Linked DNA regions of Homo sapiens: regions 1 and 3 are each linked to region 2. Evidence: read pairs that join two places in POLR2A ChIA-PET (ENCODE). Cell type or tissue: PC-9. All regions are shown on one strand. Each heading gives the region's core, and the rest is flanking DNA. Links, peaks and the distances in the headings are about the cores only. Region 1 overlaps TNS1 (tensin 1). Region 2 overlaps PNKD (PNKD metallo-beta-lactamase domain containing). Region 3 overlaps ABCB6 (ATP binding cassette subfamily B member 6 (LAN blood group)).

What was found. Peaks named below come from ENCODE experiments on the same cell type or tissue, not always from the same donor. Only the 100,000 strongest peaks of a DNase experiment are listed, where the experiment ranks them.
Region 1: POLR2A ChIA-PET joins it to region 2 with 8 read pairs; 1 of 35 experiments calls an interaction of 5 or more read pairs at or near these places.
Region 3: POLR2A ChIA-PET joins it to region 2 with 5 read pairs; 2 of 35 experiments call an interaction of 5 or more read pairs at or near these places.

The regions. Positions count from the first base shown.
Region 1 is chr2:217,847,240-217,853,847 of GRCh38, forward strand. TNS1 (tensin 1) reads right to left here. Exons shown (of 33, transcript NM_001387777.1): 19 at 271-1,848. Among named protein-coding and RNA genes, the nearest start is that of SNORA115, 17 kb to the left of the region's middle. In PC-9, for the core only: no CTCF peak of the experiment used is centred there; a DNase peak (open chromatin) is centred at 3,282.
Region 2 is chr2:218,280,641-218,286,030 of GRCh38, forward strand. All of the region lies in intron 2 of PNKD (PNKD metallo-beta-lactamase domain containing), which reads left to right. It overlaps TMBIM1 (transmembrane BAX inhibitor motif containing 1), which reads right to left. Exons shown (of 12, transcript NM_022152.6): 2 at 1,300-1,541. The coding sequence starts at 1,501. Among named protein-coding and RNA genes, the nearest start is that of MIR6513, 3.1 kb to the left of the region's middle. RefSeq lists an enhancer at 5,230-5,390. In PC-9, for the core only: no CTCF peak of the experiment used is centred there; DNase peaks (open chromatin) are centred at 1,011, 2,241 and 3,901; H3K4me3 peaks cover 2,726 bases; H3K27ac peaks cover 4,000 bases.
Region 3 is chr2:219,209,960-219,216,567 of GRCh38, forward strand. It overlaps ABCB6 (ATP binding cassette subfamily B member 6 (LAN blood group)), which reads right to left. Exons shown (of 19, transcript NM_005689.4): 4 at 6,405-6,506; 5 at 6,038-6,221; 6 at 5,002-5,123; 7 at 4,430-4,539; 8 at 4,162-4,227; 9 at 3,867-3,992; 10 at 3,631-3,707; 11 at 3,480-3,543; 12 at 3,282-3,367; 13 at 3,049-3,106; 14 at 2,428-2,532; 15 at 975-1,149; 16 at 752-864; 17 at 422-516; 2 more. Among named protein-coding and RNA genes, the nearest start is that of ABCB6, 5.7 kb to the right of the region's middle. In PC-9, for the core only: CTCF peaks have their summits at 1,790 and 1,991; no DNase peak of the experiment used is centred there.

The DNA of each region.
Region 1 (6,608 bases), core at 1,319-5,318, 430 kb before region 2:
CATCTGTCTGTGTATCTGTCCGCTCACTAGACTGTAAATTTCTTGAGGGCAGGAATTGCTTGACATTGAACTTTGAAACTTGGTGTCTGGCTTGGTGCCTATCAGACAATGAATGCAGGAAGGGATAACTGGCTAGCATATAGGCTCCTGAGAGCCTCCTCCCACCAGTGAAAGCAACATCTGCTTAGGGGTCATGGCTGGACCTGCACCTCCCCCCAGCAAGACCAAATAAGGAAGGGGTAGAAGGAGTCAGGACTGAATACCTCTTACCTGCTACCCTGTGGGCCACCAGCCCTTCTAAATTCAATGGCTCCTCCTCTGGAGTCCGGGAGGGGTCTGAAGTCGCTTCCTTTGGTGAGAGCAGAGGCTGAGCAGTGAGGCCAGGGAGAGAGGCTGGGGGTTGCTGAGGCCCTGGAGGGCTGTGGGTGGTCGGAAGGAAGGCAGGCAAGGAGGAAGAGGCTGGGCTCTTTGAATGGAAATCCTGGTTAGGCCCAGCCAAACATGGCTGATAGTCATAAGGTGAGTAAGACCTGCCAGGAGGGACAGACTCCAGAGAGGCCCGTGGGGCTGGCTCAGGGGTTCCCAACGAATGCCCACTGGGGATATAGCCAGATCTGGACTGGGTCAGTGGATGGGACTGACGGGAGGATCCAGAGAGGGGCTGGGAGGAGAGTGGAGAAGCCCCTGGCCAGGCCCCGGGGACACTCTGGGACTTGTGTAGTGGGGCAGCAGCGGAGGCTGGCTCCAGGTCCAGCATCAGCATATTGAGTGTTTCGATGGACTGTTCAATCTCCTGCTGGGAGGCTGCTCGCGGGAACTCAGGGAGACTGGGGATGGGGGTCTCTGCCAATGGCTGAGGGCTGGGCCTGCTGGCTACAAGACTCTCCAAGTGGGCTCTTTCCTGCTGGCGTGGAGGTGGGCGAGGCTGCTGCTGCTGCTGCTGCTGCTGCTGCCACGAATTCAGTCCCCTTTGCACAGCCTCCCGGCTGCTTCCCCCTCGGACCGGAGCTGGGGGCAGCTGGGGTTCAGCTTCCGAAAAGGATTGAGAGCGGAACATACCGCTGGGGTCATGGGCATAGTGGGAGGTGGTCACTGGCTGTGGCCAGGCTGGGTGGGGCCCCTCCCTCTGGTAGCCAGCTAAACCCTCCTGTGCAGAGTAGGAGGGCCGCATGGGGGCCGTGTGGCCAGCATGGGCAGGCCCCGCCCGGCTGGCAGACTCGTAGGGGTAGCCTCCTCCATTGACCATAGGCTCCATGGGGTAGGACTTGTCCAGACCGTTGGTCAGTGGGGACAGGGCCTCTGGGTAGCCCCCCTCACTGGTGTTGGTGACCCCGTCCAGAGAAGAGAGTGTGCCCATGCTGCCCGCACTGTGACCATCCTGGTTTGGCAATTCATCGTCCAGGATGTCTGTCTCCCGCTCAGATGCTAACGCCCCACCATTGACATGAACCTGGGCTGGGACAACGTGGCGTCCAGAGGAGGGCACAGCCGAGCCCCCTGCTGGGCGGGACCTGAGGTGCTGGGTGTGGTACATGGCGCCTTGCTTCTCTCGCTCTAAGCCAAAGCCACTCAGCAGGCGGTCCAGCTCCCGCTTCTCCTGGGGACTCAAGGCAGCAGTGGCACTGGAGGCCCCGGGGACAGGCTCGTCGGTCTTGTCGGTCTTGGTGGAGGCTGTGGAGTTGCCCGAGTCGCTGCTCACAGAAAGCGTGTGTTCCACGTGGTTGGGGGTGGCCGACAGTGTAGGACGTGTGGCATTAACAGCCCCGGTGCTGCCGTGCAGGGAGTCTTTCTTCTTCACCTTAGCATACAGGCTCCCATCTAGTGGCCCCTGCGTGTGTCCCACCACCTCTGCAAGGGACAGAGCCGGAGGGGAGACAACAGACAACAGACATTAGCGGGAGGCAGGGGTATCATCCACTCTGCCAGAGAAAGAAGCTAAGAGCTCCCATGCCCTGCATCCTAAAACCTCCTCTCACCACCCTGAGGTGGGGAAAAGGGGAGCTGACAGAAAGACCTCTACCCCAGGCTTTGGGGCAGAGCCTCACCAACACTCAGCTTCAGGGCCGGGCAGTGGAGCCCAACACTGAGCAGGAAGTGCTGGGGGCAAATCGCTCCAGTCCCAAGCCTAGCTCTGGCATTTCACCAGCTTCCTGACCAGAGGCATGAATAACTCTCTGAGCCAGCCTCCTGGTCCATAAAATGGGGATAATAATAGAATCTGGTTGAACCATCTGAAATTGCCAATATTCATTAAATACACTGTGCTTTGAGTTTAAATGAGTTGACACATGACATGCTGAGACCAGTTCCTGGCACGTGATGGGAGTTCAACAGCTGGGAGCCCTAACCATCACCATTATGAGTATCATTAATTCCTGAATGACCATTTCCAAAGCATCCTCAGTCCCCTCCGCCACCCCATCTCAAAAAGTCTCACCCCTGCTTCGATGTCTGGAGTTCCCACTCTGGATTAGAGGCAGAATGCCAGGAGAGTAGCCATTGCCTTGAATGCCCATAGAGGTATCAGCATGGACGGCCAGTCGCCCCGAGGATAGCCTTTGCCCACGGAAGCAGGGGGAGAACCCAGGAGGGCAGTAGGGTGCAGCAAAGGGCCCCACCATGCCCAAGGTGGTGGTGGCAGGGAGGCTGAAGGCAGAGCTGGGACTCTCTAAGACAAGCTTGCCCTCAGCTAGATTTGTCTCCAGCTCAATGCAAAGGATGTGATAGAACCATTCAGAGATACAATGTCATTCATGCTGCCCACTGCCACATTTCCAGAGGCTCCTCCCAGCTCCTCCCCAGCACTGCCCACTCCTGATGGACCCCTACCCCTCCACCAGCAAGCTCAGCCCATACCACTCAAGACTCCAGGAAAGGGACGCGGGTCCTGGGAAGGTATGCCGGGCAGGATCACAGCAGGTCTGCAAAGACGAGCATCCTGATCCCACTGCTCTGAGCCAGCCCGGGGGCCCCTGAAGAACAGGCCAAGGTGGGGCTCAGCCAAGCCAACAGTCCCTGTGCCAGAGGGGACACGCTTTTCCTATGCTGGAGGATGGGGGGCATATAGGGTGCTGATGCAGGGGGTTCAGGGACTAGGGCAGGAGGGGAAGCGTCTTAGGGATCGTGAACACAAAAACAAGATGTCTTCATGGGGGAGAGGGTCCTCTTGTCTGCAGACAGCTCTGAGGACCCCCCTGAGCAACACTTTCTCTGGAAGGAAAAAGTGAGCGCTGGGTGGCTCGGGGCCAAAGGGCTGACTCAGGAATGAAGAACTTCCCCGCCCAGAGGAACTCAGTGATTTCACACCCTGTACAGTCAGCAGCCCAGCCACCAGCCCCGACAGACACACACACACACACACACACACACACACACACACACACACGCACGCACGCACCTCCCCTTACTCTAATCCAGGCTCTCCGTTAGCAAGGAAAAAAGCCAGCTCCCAAAGACTGCACCAGCTCCAGCCAGACACCAGCAGTCACACACCGAGCCAGACAAAAAGACAGTAAGAGATCACCCAAATCAGAAACACCCAGGCATGAGCACACACTAGGTGCCACACAATGCCAAGAACCACAGTCAGACAGCACCGGCATGAACATGTACACACAAATACCAACAACAGTGACCACCGTGCAGTGAGCACAGCGCAAACGCCAACACTTCGCCAGGCACTCTACACGCACATCCTCTCTAGCCATCGCCTCCGAGCCAGACAGTATTACACCCATCACAGTAAGGGAGAAACTGAGCCTCTGAGAGGGGAAACCATTTATGTGCCAACAATGCTACCTGATAAAGCCAAGATTTAAAATCAGAGCTAATTTCCTTCAAACAGTATGTAATTTTTATTATGCTACACCTCCCTCATATCACAAACACACACACACACACATACACACAAATTAGAATAAACACATAACAGGCAGGAATACCCCCAAATAAATACTTAAAGCCACAAATATTTCAGAAAATACAAATGTTCCTACCATGCCCAAGGATCAGCCCTTAGGCCAGAAGTGGCAGCCTCTAAAAATAAACACTCTGACAGAAGCCCATGGCCAAAAACAAGTGATCAGACAACCACAAAACAGGAACATCCCAATCAACATACACACACACAGACCACAGGCCAGCCATGTTACAACACAGAGAACTGGCACAAAGATGCTCCACCAGGCACTTGCATCCCTCTACACACACACACACACACACACACACACACACACCCCAGGGACTGGATGCCCTCCTCATTTACTGACCTCTCCAGATCCACCCCTCTGCCCCCAGTTTTCCCCAAGGCTTTGGGACCTCAGCCAACACCAGCCCCAGACAACACAGGACCAAAGTATTGCAGCAGCCCAGGGCCCAGGGCCCAGGGCTGGTCTGAACTGAAAAGGGGTTTTGGCTAAAATACATTCTGAATCTCCACCAACCTGGCCCTGTGCCTAGACCCCTAAAGGCTGCTAAGATGCAGGACCAGGCACAGCTGCCTCTTCCAACCCCCTATTATCATCGTAAAGGGGTCCTCTCCCTGTAGGATGAGGGAGGCTGACCTTCATGCCCACTCTCTCCAAAGAACTGAGCTCCTTGCTACACATAAAAGAAGAGACCTCAGCCTGGCATGGTGACTCATGCCTGTAATCCCAGCACTCTGGGAGGCTGAGGCAGGTGGATCACCTGAGGTCAGGAGTTGAAGACCAGCCTGGCCAAAATGGTGAAACCCCACCTCTACTAAAAATACAAAAAATTAGCCAGGCGTGGTAGCACATGCCTGTAATCCCAGCTACTCGGGAGGCTGAGGCAGAAGAATCACTTGAACCTGGGAGGCAGAGGTTGCAGTGAGCCGAGATCGCACCATTGCACTCCAGCCTGGGTGACAGAGCAAGACTCCATCTCAAAAAAAAAGAAGAGACCCCAGCCGCCTGTTTCTAGGGGGCAAAGCACTGAAGACAGGAGCCTCTGATGCACTCATAGCTCTGGGGTGGTTCTCTTGAGGATGGGGCCCCTTGGACAAGTTGGCCGAAATCTGAAGAGCTGGCTTTCCTTCTCACTGTCCCTAGAAAGCTGCAGGCCCCCTCCTGAGCCAGGGCACCCCCTCTGCCACCTACACTGTGAGGTGCCAGAATTTCCCTCCTGGGCCAGTGATCCCCTCCATCCTTTGTGCCTCCTCATCCCCCACGTTCATGCTCATGTGGTCTGAGAAGTGGGGAGCTGCAAAGCAAAGGCTGGTGTGTCCAGTGGCTTCCCCACTTAGACATGTTCCACAGTGAGAGCCATGGGGGCAAATTCAAATCAGAAAGCACATAGGCCCCTGCAGCATCTCAGTCATGACTAACAGAAAAACTATGAAGGCATCCCCCAGGCAGGAGAGAGAATTGACTACCTGATATCTCAGCCCTTCCTTGCCCCTGTGGCCAAGCCCCACTCAGCATCGATTTTGAAAATGTCAATGTTAAACTTGTTCTGTCATGTAATCTATCCCCAAGTGGGCTCCTGTTTGCAGCAACAACATCAGGAACAATCATAGCCAAGCCACTAAGGCATAGTAAGAAAATCGAACAGATGCAAATTGTTTAATTAACTCCTGTTCGCTAACTACAAATGGAAATGTCTCTTGGCCCCAGATTGCACCCTCCAGGCCACTCAGCACCTTTGCTGAGTTGTCCTCTTCCTATCCAAGGGAGGTTTTGAGAATACCCAGGCTGATCCCAGGCCTGTCCAGCCCTGATGAGGACTCTGCTGAAACCCCAGCATAGCAGCAGGATCTGTGGAGCACGTGCCCCTCCTCCTCCCACCAGAGACAAGACAAAAGTCCCCCAGCCCCCACTCCGGCACACACACTCTCATCATTCCCTTCTCACCATCCACCACGGCCACATTAGAGCTTTTTACCGGGACCACAAGAAGCCGGAACACAATGTTGGTTTCAATCCATCAAGGCAGGAAGGGCAAAAGAGAGACGGGGGCAGAGAGGACAGGAGTGAAATAAGGTAGAGGAGGATAAGAGAGGGACTTAAGGGAGGCTGGGGAGGTGGCTTTACAGCTCTTAATCTGAGGGGTCTCCAGAGCCATCCTCTTGAAGTCCCAGCAGCCACAAAGGGAGTGATCAGTTCAGGGGAATGCATCTCAGATGAGAGGAGGCTGGACATCCAGAACAATGGGGCATGGGCTAGAGGGAGGGGTCTGCATGTTTGGGGGCTGTGGGCATTGTCACGGGTGACAATGGAGTGGGATAAACTGAAGCAGAAACACAAGCTGCAGGCAGCCCCAAGTGGAGAGCTCCAGGCCCCAAGCCCAGCCAGCCTGGACATCTGCTCTTGTGGGCTGAAAGGTCCAGTGTCCTGCCCATTCCTCTTGGTGGTTGCAAAACCCAAAATCTCTCCATGGCCCCACTGTCTTTGTCTGAGGATGTCTCCCTGCTCTTCTCAGCAGCTGCAGAGAGTTCCAGACTCCACCCTCGATGCTGAGCTTGATTGCACCACGGGGCCTTTATTCCAGGGCAGCCATAATCCAGATGCACGAGTCATGCTTTTGGAAAGCTCTGAGGAAAATCCCCAGCTGACTAGGGTGTGCACCCACTCCCCGGGGCTCCCTCCCAG
Region 2 (5,390 bases), core at 452-4,451:
CCAGGTGAGAGCTGGCTGACACCCCTCTGGGGTTCAGAGATGCTGCAGGGCTGCAAACATTCCCTGAATGCCTGAATGCCTGAATGCCTCTTTGGGAACTACTTTTAAAATCCACGCTTGAGCCACCCAGGAAGACTCACTGCACTCTAACTTCACCTCATTTCCTTTTTTTTTTTTTTTTTTTTTTTGAGATGGAGTTTCGGTCTTGTTGCCCAAGCTGGAGTGCAAAGGCGTGATCTCGGCTCACCGCAACCTCCACCTCCCGGGTTCAAGCAATTCTCCTGCCTTAGCCTCCTGAGTAGCTGGGATTACAGACGCATGCCACCACGCCCGGCTCATTTTTTGTATTTTTGGTAGAGACAGGGTTTCACCATGTTGGCCAGGCTGGTCTCAAACTCGTGATCCGCCCATCTCAGCCTCCCAAAGTGTTGAGATTACAGGCATGAGCCACCGTACCCGGCCTCTTTTTTTGTTTTGTTTTGTTTTTTGTTTTTTTTTTGGTTTTTTTTTTGAGACAGAGTCTTGCTCTGTTGCTCAGGCTGAAGTGCAGTAGTGCGATCCTGGCTCACTGCAACCTCCACCTCCTGGGATTGCAAGCGATTCTCCTGCCTCAGCCTCCTGAGTAGCTGGGATTACAGGTGCACGCCACCACACCCGGCTAAGTTTTTGTATTTTTAGTGGAGATGGGGTTTTGCCATGTTGGCCAGGCTGGTCTCGAATTCCTGACCTCAGGTGATCTGCTCGCCTCAGCCTCCCAGAGTGCTGGGATTACAGGCGTGAGCCACCGCGGCCGGCCTCACCTCATTTCTGACCAAACACAAGCATGTCCCTGCCATGATGTTTACCAAACTTGGCTCCAAATGTCTTTTGCAAAAGTCAGATTTCACTTTAAAGGATGAGGAAAGTGGTTCAGGTTCCCAAAGGAGTTCCTAAGGAAGTCGACAGGTCTGGGAGGTGGCAGCAGCTTGTTGGCCGCTTGTTGGGAAACAGAGCTGGTGCCCTGAGGTAACCCCTCAGGAGTCATTACTTGGCCCAGCCCCATTCTCCTGTGGTGTGTACGTTCTGGGACATGCCTCATGGATCTCCTTGAACAAAGGGGGCAGCAAGTGGCTGGGGGCCAGTTGCTGAGGCAAAAAGTGGAGGGTAACAAAGACAGAAACAGAGGGAGAGATCTCAACAGAGAAGATGAGAAAGGGATTTAAGGGAAACTAGAAGAGAAAAGGGGCAGGAGGCGGTGGCCTCATCTGCTCCAAGTGCTGTCCCTCCCACCCACCTTCCATCTGCCCTTCCAGGACTCACCGTAGTTCATGGGCATCGGGTGGGTGGGGGGCATGGGCTGTGGGTAGCCAGCAGGGTGACCGTAGCCAGGCTGCGGGTAGCCAGGGTAGGCAGGATACCCTCCTGGCAGGACAGATGGCTGCCCATAGCCCCCAGGGGGCGGAGGGCCTGGGTACAGGGGGTTGCGGTCTTCATATGGTGGTGGGGCGCTGGGGTTGGACATGGCTGCTCACGGGCTGAGGGGGAACCCCAGCTGCTGGGACCTGAAATGGGAGAGGAGAAAAGCAATCGTGAATGCCCAGGCCCAGCTCACTCAGCCTCATGGGCCCACTTCCAGCCTTGTCCAGGCTGCCTCCGTGGAGAGGAACACCACCTATTTTCTCCTTAGAGGGCAGCGTGTGATTTGCTGTCCACAGGCCACCTCCCCACCAACTGGGCTCCTGTCCCTCCTGCCTTTGCGCCTGCTTCTTGTCCACAGGCCTCTCACTGTGCAGCTCCCCAGCCATAGGAAAGCAGGAGGAAGGATTCGCTGAGGAGAGAGGGAACCAGGGAGCCTGGGAACTCCCTGTTGTGGTTTAAGAAAACCTTCCAGTTTTGGTGGCTTGATGGCAGAACCAGCGAAGAAGCCAGATGGGCCAGGCACAGCCTCCTGGCGACTCACAGGGCCAGCTGGGACCCTCTGAAAGGGTCAGCTCTGCCCCTGCCACAGCTGACGGGGATGCCAGGCCTGGAAGCCAGAGCTGGGTTGGAGCCAAGGCTCAAAGTGGAGAGCCGGGGGAAGAAGTGGAGGAAAACAAGCTAGCCCCAGTGCCAGAGCTGCCAGGCCCCGAGGAGGAAGGGATCCAGGGACCCGGGGGCCAGTGGCAGGCTGAGTCAGGAAGCCTGAGAAGCAGGAGTGGGTGGTACAGGGGCTGGGGGCAGGGAGGCTGTGCCAAAGGGCCAGCTTGAGACAGGACTTTCTGGTTCCTTCAAATAACAGCGGTGGCGTGTCAGAAAGGCATGCGGCAGCCTGCGACCACAGCTGCTCTCTGGCCTTGCTAGGGAAGAGAGAGTGAGTGCACGGCCCCTCGCCCTCCCCCTTACCCCCACCCTGGAGGGGGAGACAGATGTTCTGAATCCCAGGCTCTCTGTGAGTTCTACCTGTCTTCCAGGTGCAGTGCTAGCAGGGAGGACAAAGAGCTGAGGAGTCAGGCCACAAGGTCAAGGGAATGCCTTCCCTGCAGCAGGAAGAGCCCCATAGCCAGGGGAGGGCCAAGAAACCAGGGGGAGGGAACCCCAAACTGGAGTTGGAAGGGACCTCAGGGCCATAAGCCCCAAATGCTCACTTCAGATGAGAGAATGCAGGCCCTGAACAGGGAAGTGATTCCCCAGAACCCCAGAACTCGCAGGTCAGTGGCATAACCAGGACGGAGGCCTTCCAGATCCTGGGTCCAGGTCCTTCATGTTATGCGGTGCTCTTATGCCTCCTCTGCCAGTTACTGTCCTCTGGGCCTGGTGGTCCCCTCTGAGGTAGCAGAGATGCAGGCTTAGGAGGAGCTAAGGAAGCCCCTAGAGGGCCCCTGCATCCCCAGTAAGGACAAGCCCTGGCAGTCTGGGCTCGACAGGGCCACCACCTCTTCTAGAGCATCTACAGGGGGCTTTAGGATCCCCAAGGAGGACACCCCCAGATGCAGGTCAGCAGACACCAGAGGCTCTCAGAGGCTCTGCTGGAAGCAAGAGAGACCAGCGTCTCTTTTTAGGGCACATTGCATAGTTCGGGGATCAAATAAAGGACTGTCTTATCTCTTCTCTTTTATGACAACTGGGATAATTCAGAGAGGGGAAGGTGGCAGGGAGGGTTGAGGAGGGGGAATTGAATAAAAGTCCAGGTCTCTAAGTGGGTTATTTTGAGGAAAGCTGTTCTTCATCTCCCTAGAGGGGCTGGGATAGAACCAGGGCAAGAATGTCAGGTCAGAAATACAAAGCTGGCAGGGTGCGGTAACTCACGCCTGTAATCCCAGCACTTTAGAAGACTGAAGTGGGCAGATCATGAGGTCAGGAGTTCGAGACCAGCCTGGCCAACATAGTGAAAACCTGCTCTACTAAAAATGCAAAAATTAGCCAGGCATGGTGGCATGTACCTGTAGTCCCAGTTACTCAGGAGGCCGAGGCAGGAGAATCACTTGAACCTGGGAGGCAGAGGTTGTGGTGAGCTGAGATCGCGCCACCGTACTCCAGCCTGGGCAACAGAGTGAGACTCCATCTCAAAAGAAAAAAAAAAAAAAGCACTGGCCGGAAAGGCTCTGTGGGCAGAAACCCCAACCGTGATGTCACCATGACGTGTCCCAGCACCTCCTCAGGGTGCACCTCTGTGAAATAAGGTGGGGGCGACACGACCTCTAAGCCCACTGCCCCCTCTAACAACAGACTATGATTCTGGGAACTCGGCTCTGCAGGGCCTGACCTTTGCTCGGCCAGAGAGCTGCCCCTGCTCCCTCCTCTGAGCCAAGCAGGGCAAACAGCTAACTTTCCAGACCAAGGGACTGTGGCAGCCACCGGGTGAAAGGTGCCTCAGAGAGAAGGGTCAGCCTCGGATGGGCCACGGGGACTCCAAGGTTCTGGTGCAGCTCAGCGGGTGCTGACTCAGAGCTTCACTCCTGCCTCTCTTGCCCCTCCCTTTCAGGCTTTTGGTTTCAGAAGCATGTGCTAGTAGGCCTGCCTGCACTGCACACAGCAGTTTCCAGGCCAGTCCTTCGGGTACCTCAGCCACCAGCCCATCCACACCAGAAACTACCATGACCATTTCAACTCACTATGCCTCAGTTTCTTCACCTGGAAAATGGGTCTCACACTAGTAATAGTACCCTCCACGGGGTTGCTATAAAAATTAAGTGAGAAAATACACATAGAAGGCTGGGCACAGTGGCTCACGCCTGTAATCTCAACACTTTGAGAGGCCGAGGCAGGTGGATCACCTGAGATCAGGAGTTCGAGACCAGCCTGGCCAAATGGTGAAACCCCGTCTCTACTAAAAATATAAAAATTAGCTGGGCATGGCAGCAGGCGCCTAGAATCCCAGTTACTCGGGAGGCTGAGGCAGGAGAATCGATTCAACCTGGGAGGCGGAGATTCCAGTGAGCCACAATCGTGCCACTGCACTCCAGCCTGGGTGACAGAGTGAGACTTTGTCTCGAAGAAAATAAAAAAGAAAATACACATAAAGTGCTTAGAATGAAACCCGACCCCTGATCAATGGGGATAAAGGTTGGTTATTTTCATTAAATCCTTACAACAGTCCAGCAAGTTAATACTGTTATTATTATTCCCATTTACAAATGAAGAGATTGAGGCACAGAAGAATTAAATCACTTGGCCAAGATAACCTAGCTAGAGTGTGATGAAGTCAAAATGAGCCCCAAGACTGACTCCCAAGCCCCTGCTCTTAATCCCTAACCTGAAAACACCCTGTCTATCCAACCTTCTCATCACTTCTGCCATAGCTTCCATCTAAAACCCTCTCATGGGTTTTAGCCTCAACAGGAGGCTGACACAAGTGGAAGCCAAACTACTCAGGCCCTCCACACCACCACAGGGCTCACAGCCTGGCCAACGGCCCCAGGAGAAGAGGGTGGCCCAGGCTTGGAGATACATAAAGGTCAGAGCTGGAAAGAAACTCACCCAAGGACAGCCAACCCCTCACTTTACCAACTAGACAGCCACAGCACAGGAACCTGTCCTTGGTTACCGAGCTGGTCCTGGGGACAGGACGAGATCCTAGCTGTCTACATAGAGAGACCTGGGCACAGGAGAGGAAACCCCAGCATTAACGCTAGCCAGGGGAGTTGCTAAACTCAGCCACACTCACCTCTGAGCAGTGCCAAGAACACTGTCAGACTGGCAAGAGCCTCCGGGGACCAGGGCTGCCGGGTTTGGCAGCTTTAGAGCCTGCTCTTGGGCTTCTGCCCAGCCTCCATGAGGGCCCTGGCCACTTCCACATCAGCAAGGCCTCCACTAGGGATGAGGTTTGGGGCTGGCATCTGCCTAGGTAGCAGCAAAGGGGGAAAGGGTCAGTGTTTACTTTCGTAGCTATGTCTAAGGGTGGAGGCTAGAGAAGAATGGAGGGTAAGGGAAGG
Region 3 (6,608 bases), core at 1,132-5,131, 930 kb after region 2:
TTAGTGTCTTCAGAGGTTTCTTCCTGTCCCTGCTGCAGCTGCCACATGTCAGCATACACCCCACCTCGGGACAACAGAGCCTCGTGTCTGGGGTGAGGAGAAAAGTGTGAGTCCTAACCATTAGTTTTACCCCGAGGGTCCTTGCCACCAGCCCACAGAGAGGACGGGATGGGAAGGGAGGTCCCCTCCAGAAGCCCCTGGGACTTCATGCCCCCTTTCCTGGAGCCCCCAATTCAGAAGACCTGTCCTTTTGATCTATGTGTCTCTTACCGTCCCCTCTCCACGATGCAGCCATCCTTGATGACGAGGATCTGGTCAGCATTGACCACAGTTGAGAGCCTGAGAAGTCAAAGATCAGTCGCCTACTACCCCACCCAAAGCGGGCCACATCACCAGCCGCCCCAGGCCTGTAGTCCTGTACCTGTGTGCCACTACGATGGTGGTGCGGTTGGCACAGACTTTGGCCAGAGAAGCCTGGATGGCCCTCTCATTAGATGTATCCAGCGCTGACGTTGCCTATAGAGAGGGTCCAGGTAAAACTGCTCCTGCCACTCAAAACCCTCAATGGAAGGAGGCAGGCTGCTGGCTGAGGCCTCAAGAATACACAAGAGCCTTGTTTGGGCTTGAGAACTGGAAAGTGTGTTTTGTGAGATTTGAATTCATGGTATCTGTTCTAGGTGGGGACAGTGCCCAGGAGGAACGGCTTGAGCATACACAAGGCAGGAAGGAGGGGAGGAGACCCAGGGCGCACCTCATCCAGCAGAATGATGCCCGGAGCCTTGAGGATGGTGCGGGCAATGGCGACGCGCTGCTTCTCCCCGCCGCTCAGCTTCAGTCCCCGCTCGCCCACCTGTGTCCTGTACCCTGTGGATATTACCCACCACACGTTTCTTACGAAACGGAGGGAACAGGGGTCAGGGATTAGCAGGACAACACCAGGAGGGGAGGGGACTCTCTGCAAAGGAATCTCTCACCTTCAGGGAAAGCCATAATGGCATCATGGATGCCTGCAGCCTGAGCAGCAGCCTCCACCTCATCATTCCCAGCTGTGACACGGCCGTAACGGATATTGTCGGCGATGGTGTCATTAAAGAGGACAGTGTCTTGGGGCACAACTCCAATGTGAGACCGGAGAGAGGCCTGGGTCACCTAGGGCCAAAAGACCACACACTCTGCCTTATGAGATACCCCCAAGGCCTGGGAGGCAGGGTGGGCTGGCCGGAAGCACGTGGGATAAGAGGCTGTGGTAATAATCCCACCATCACTGCCCCATATCCTAGCCGTGTGGGCAAATCACTCCTCTCTGTTTCCCCATCTTCTCTTCCTGCTTCACCAGATTGCTGCAGATGTTTTGTTTTGTTTTTGGATAGAGTCCACTCTGTCACCCAGGCTGGACTGCAGTGGCAAAATCTCGGCTTACTGCAGCCTTGACCTCCTGGCTCATGCAATCCTCCTACCTCAGCTTCCTGAGTAGCTGAGACCACAGGTGCTTGAGACTACGTCAAGCTAATTTTTAATTTTTTGTTGAGATGGGGTTGCCAGGTATGTTGCCCAGGCTGGTCTCAAAATCCTGGACTCAAATGATCCTGCTGCCTTGACCTCCTAAAGTGTTGGGATTACAGGTGTGAGCCACCACACCTGGCTACAGAATATCGTTGTACCTTTTTTTTTTTTTTTTTTTTGTTTTGCTTTTTGTTTTGAGACAGGGCCTTGCTCTGTCACCCAGGCTGGAGTGCAGTGGCATGATCATAGCTCACTACAGCCTCCTGGTGGGACTACATGTGTGTGCCACCATGGCCAGCTAATTTTTTTTTTTTTTTTTGAGACAGAGTCTTGCACTCTTGCCCAGGCTGGAGTGCAGTGGCGCCATCTCGGCTCACTGCAAGCTCCGCCTCCTGGGTTCACACCATTCTCCTGCCTCAGCTTCCCGAGTAGCTGGGACTACAGGCGCCCGCCACCACGCCCAGCAAATTTTTTGTATTTTTCGTAGAGACGGGGTTTCACTGTGTTAGCCAGGATGGTCTCGATCTCCTGACCTTGTGATCCGCCCACCTCAGCCTCCCAAAGTACTGGGATTACAGGTGTGAGCCACCGCGCCCAGCAATTTTTGTATTTTTTGTAGAGAGGGTGTTTTGCCATGTTGCCCAGGCTGGTCTTGAACTCCTGGGCTCAAGTGATCCACCTGCCTCGGCCTCCCAAAGTGCTGGGATTATAGGCATGAGCCACTGCGCCCAGCCCTTTGTAGCTTTTATGGCACCATACAAATCCTTAACATGACTACTTTACTTGTGTGACTGTAGGTTATATCATGCTAGAATGGCCCTAGTTTTTTTGCAAGGGTGACATCTCCTCTCTCTGGACAGCCAGCCCTTATCATTCCTCCACACGTAGACCCCTAAACCACCGTCTTCTCCAGAGCAACCCTACCTGTGAAATGTCCTGCCCATCTATTCGGATGCAGCCAGAGCTGATGTCGTAGAAGCGAAACAGCAGGCGCAAAATTGTGCTCTTCCCTGCCCCAGATGGGCCCACCTGTTGCATTGGAAATGGGAAAAATCTCAGGCCCACTGGCTTTTTTTTTGAGACCGAATCTCACTCCGTCACCCAGGCTGCAGTGCAATGGCGCGATCTCAGCTCACTAGAACCTCTGCCTCCCAGGTTCAAGCGATTCTCTTGCCTCAGCCTCCCTAGTAGTGGGATTATAGGCACCCGCCACCATGCCCGGCTAATTTTTGTATTTTTAGTAGAGATAGGGTTTCACCATGTTGGTCAGGCTGGTCTTGAACTCCTAACCTTAGGTGATCTGGCCACCTAAGCCTCCCAAAGTGCTGGGATTACAGGCATGTGCCACCGCAGCCGGCCGAGGCCCACTGGCTTTTGAGGTTCCCTCTCCAAGAGGTCACCAGTGTCCATGGAGGCTGCACCATTCAATCCGGTTGCCTATCGTGACTGGGCTCTCTGACTCCACAGCCTGGGTCACAAGCTACCATGGGCACTGAATGAGGGAAGCTTGAGGCATCTGGGCCAAGTGGCTGGGTCTCCTCTCACCAGGGCAAGTGTCTGTCCAGGCATCACAGTGAAAGACACGTCCTGCAGAGTCTCCCGCCTGCAAGGAAAGGTGGGGTTGCTCAGCAGGCACCTTCCATCACCAGAGCTGCTAGTAGGCCCTGCCCCTCCCCTGCCCAGGCTCTTTTCCAAAAGCAGGGATTCAGAGCACTGAGAAGCAGGAAGGCAGTGTGCAAATGAACGGAAAAGCAAAGGAAGCAAAAGGAAGGCCTCACCCATCGGCATAGCTGAAGTGCACGTTCTCAAACTCAATACGGCCCTTCTGAAAGCGAAGGGGCCCTGCTCCAGGAAGGTCCTTCACCTGGAAGGGCACCACCCATGTGTGCTGAGGTTCTCAGCTTTGTGTTTTCCAAGCACGAGAAACACCACACAGCTCCTCCCTCCCCAAACCCTACTCCTCTCCCTTCGCTCACTTCTGTCTCCTCTTTCAGCAAGTCAAACATGTTCTCCATGTCAATGAAGTTGGTCTGGATCATCCTGCAAAAAGGTGCTGGTTAGGACTTCTCTGAGTAGCCAGGAAATAATAATGTGCCCTGGACAGGTGAGGGCCAGGGCTCAGATTACCTGTAGTAGGTGCCAAACCAATTGAGGGGCATGTACAGCTGGATAATGTAGGTGCCAAAGAGCACATAGTCCCCAACCTGTGGCAATCAAGGAAGCAGAGCATGTCACGGGGGGCCTGCAGGCCGCTCTTCTTGTGTCACCCTGCCCACTTCCTACCGAAGAGCCTGGTGACCAGACACAGGCCTCAGGCCCCCTTTTCCTTGTGCCCCACTCTCTCATCCAAGATCCTGCCTCACCTGTAGCTTCTGCTCAGTGACAAAGTATGCGCAAAGCAGGGAGCCGGCGAGGAGCCCGAGCCCAATCACCAGGTTCTGGGTCTGATTTAGTAAAACCAGTGAAGCGCTCGACTTCCACTCCAAACCCTGAGGGCAATAACACAGGAAGAGGAATGTCCTATACACAATGGCCATCAGTGAGTCCAAACCTGGGCCCAGGCCCCTTCTACCCCAACACTCGACTATCACTCTTGGCCCTGAAAATTCTACCAGGCCAGGGCATTATTCTCCGGAGGCCTCAAACTAGCATCCTCACCTGATATTTGATGATGGCCTCTCGATAGCGTTCCACTTCGTAACTCTCGGCGTTGTAATACTTCACCTGATGAATTCAAACCAAATTTATTTGGCATGGGCACAGCACATGGCACTCGGGTCATTCCCCCCAACTCTCAATCCTCCTTCCTGAGTTCAAACATCACACACAAACATCACACCCCCAGCTCTCTGTCAGCCCCAGTGGTCCTGGTTACACTCCTCCACATCTCCACGCCTCACACCACTGCCACCGGGCCCTCTGTTACCGTCTCGAAGTTTAGCAGAGAGTCCACTGCTCGTGCCCGGGTAGCGTTCTCCTGTGTGTTCATAGCACGACGAAACTTGGTTCTCCACTCAGTGACCACAATGGTCAGGGCTGGAGAGTGACAGGATGGGGAGCAGAATAGGACATCATCCCCAAAAGCAGAGACCAAATGTCAATGTCCACTACCTGCCATGTACACACTAAGCCTATGCTCAAGCCCGGACACCCAGATTCCACAGGGAGGCACCTCTGCAGCCTGCACAAAGTCTCATGTGTAGAAAACGCTTTTGGTAAATGAAAGCAAGCTGCATCTTGTTACACAAACGAGGCTTCCTTGACCTGTGTCCACGGCTCAGACTTAACGTGACAAGAATGTCCTTCCCCAGCCCCTCAGCTAGGTTAAGGTTTGATTTGACAGAAGAGACCCGCCCATCACATGACGAGCACTAGGAGCCCATTCAAGTCCACCAATCCACAGCCTCCCATAGGTGGGTCACTTGAGTGGGGGCACAGCTCATGGCCAAGGGAGTCCCTGGATAGTTCAGGGAGACGGTGTCTCCCAGCAGCACTCACTGAGGTAAAGACTCATGCACAGGAACACAATGAGGCCAAACCAGGCGTTGAAGAACATGCTGAAGTAGATGATGCCAATGATGATGTCGGCCAGCGTGGGGATGACATTGAACACCAGGTAGCTAGGAGGGCAGGTCAAGTGAATAAGAAAGGTCTGGGGGCTTAGACCCAGCAACCCTGCCTCTAGGCATTTCAGGGTAGTGTTTTATTTTCAAGCAACAGACTGGAACCAGTCTTAATTAATTCTACCCTCAAGAGGTGGGTGGCTAAATCAACCATGCTCAAACTACAGAATTCTCTGTATCAATTACAATGAATGAGGGAGACCTTCAGGCATGGAAGAAAAATATATCTCCATAATGTTCTGTTAATAAGCAACTCTGAGAATGATGGCTATGTCACAATACCATTTGTTTTAGGAAAAACCTCCACAATGCCATATTAGTTCTGTGAGTCTGCATATATAATATGTATGTAAAAATGCAAAAAAGCAGAACCCAGCTGGGCACAATGGCTCACAACTGTAATCCCAGCACTTTGGAATGCTAGGTGGGCAGATCACATGATGCTAGGAGTTCCAGGCCAGCCTGGCCAACATGGTGAAACCCTGTTTCTACAAAAAATCTAATAATTAGCCAGGCATGCTGGTGCACATCTGTAATCCCAGCTACTCAGGAGGCTGAGGCAGGAGAATTGCTTGAACCCGGGAGGCAGAGGTTGCAGTGAGCAGAGATTATGCCACTGTACTCCAGCCTGGGTGACAGAGCGTGACCCTGTCTCAAAAAAAGAGCAGAACCCAACATACTAAACAGAGTGGGAAGCTCTGAAAAAGTAAGTGCAGCTCGAAAGAGATTTGCCCTCTGCCCGCATTACCTAAGTTATTAGGAGAGCATGTATACAATAATCCTATACTTTAAAAAACACCAAGGTGGGAGCGGCAGCTTCTCAGGCGGGGTCTGTTCTCTTCCTCCCACGGGCCCCTATCCCTGCTTCTCCGGCTCCACCCTCCCACATGCCCTTTCCACTGGGGCGGCACCTGAGCAGCCCTGTGACACTGGATGTGCCCCGATCCGCGATCCGCAGCACCTCCCCTGTGCGGCGCCCCAGGTGCCAGCGCAGTGAGAGCTCGTGCAGGTGGGAGAAGATGAGCAGCTCCACCCGCCGAGACGTGAACTGCTGCACCCGGATCCACAGGAAGGTGCGCAGGTTGCTCACGAAGCCTGCAGGGAGCCGGGGGACGCCTCAGTAGGGCCTGGGAGCTGAGGGACGTCAGCCCAGCACCAGGATGTGAAAGGTCTGAGAGTACATGGGGGCTGGGGAGGAATGCTGGGAGAGGCGGATGCTGAGGGAATGCCTGTGGGAGGGACCTATACCTAGCAGGGTGAGGGCGGAGTCTCTCATACCTGTACTGCCAGTGCCACCCCCCTGGAGGAACTTGAGGAAGACGTAACTGGTAACAGTCCAGGCCAGAGAGTTCCAAGGTGCCTTCTCAGTCAGCAAGTTCACTGTGGAGGAAACGAGTCAGAACCCACTTATGGCGCCCAGGACTCTCTTCAGGCAAAATGGCCCCAGGTACCAGCCACAGTCTCTTTCTGACCACCCAGCTC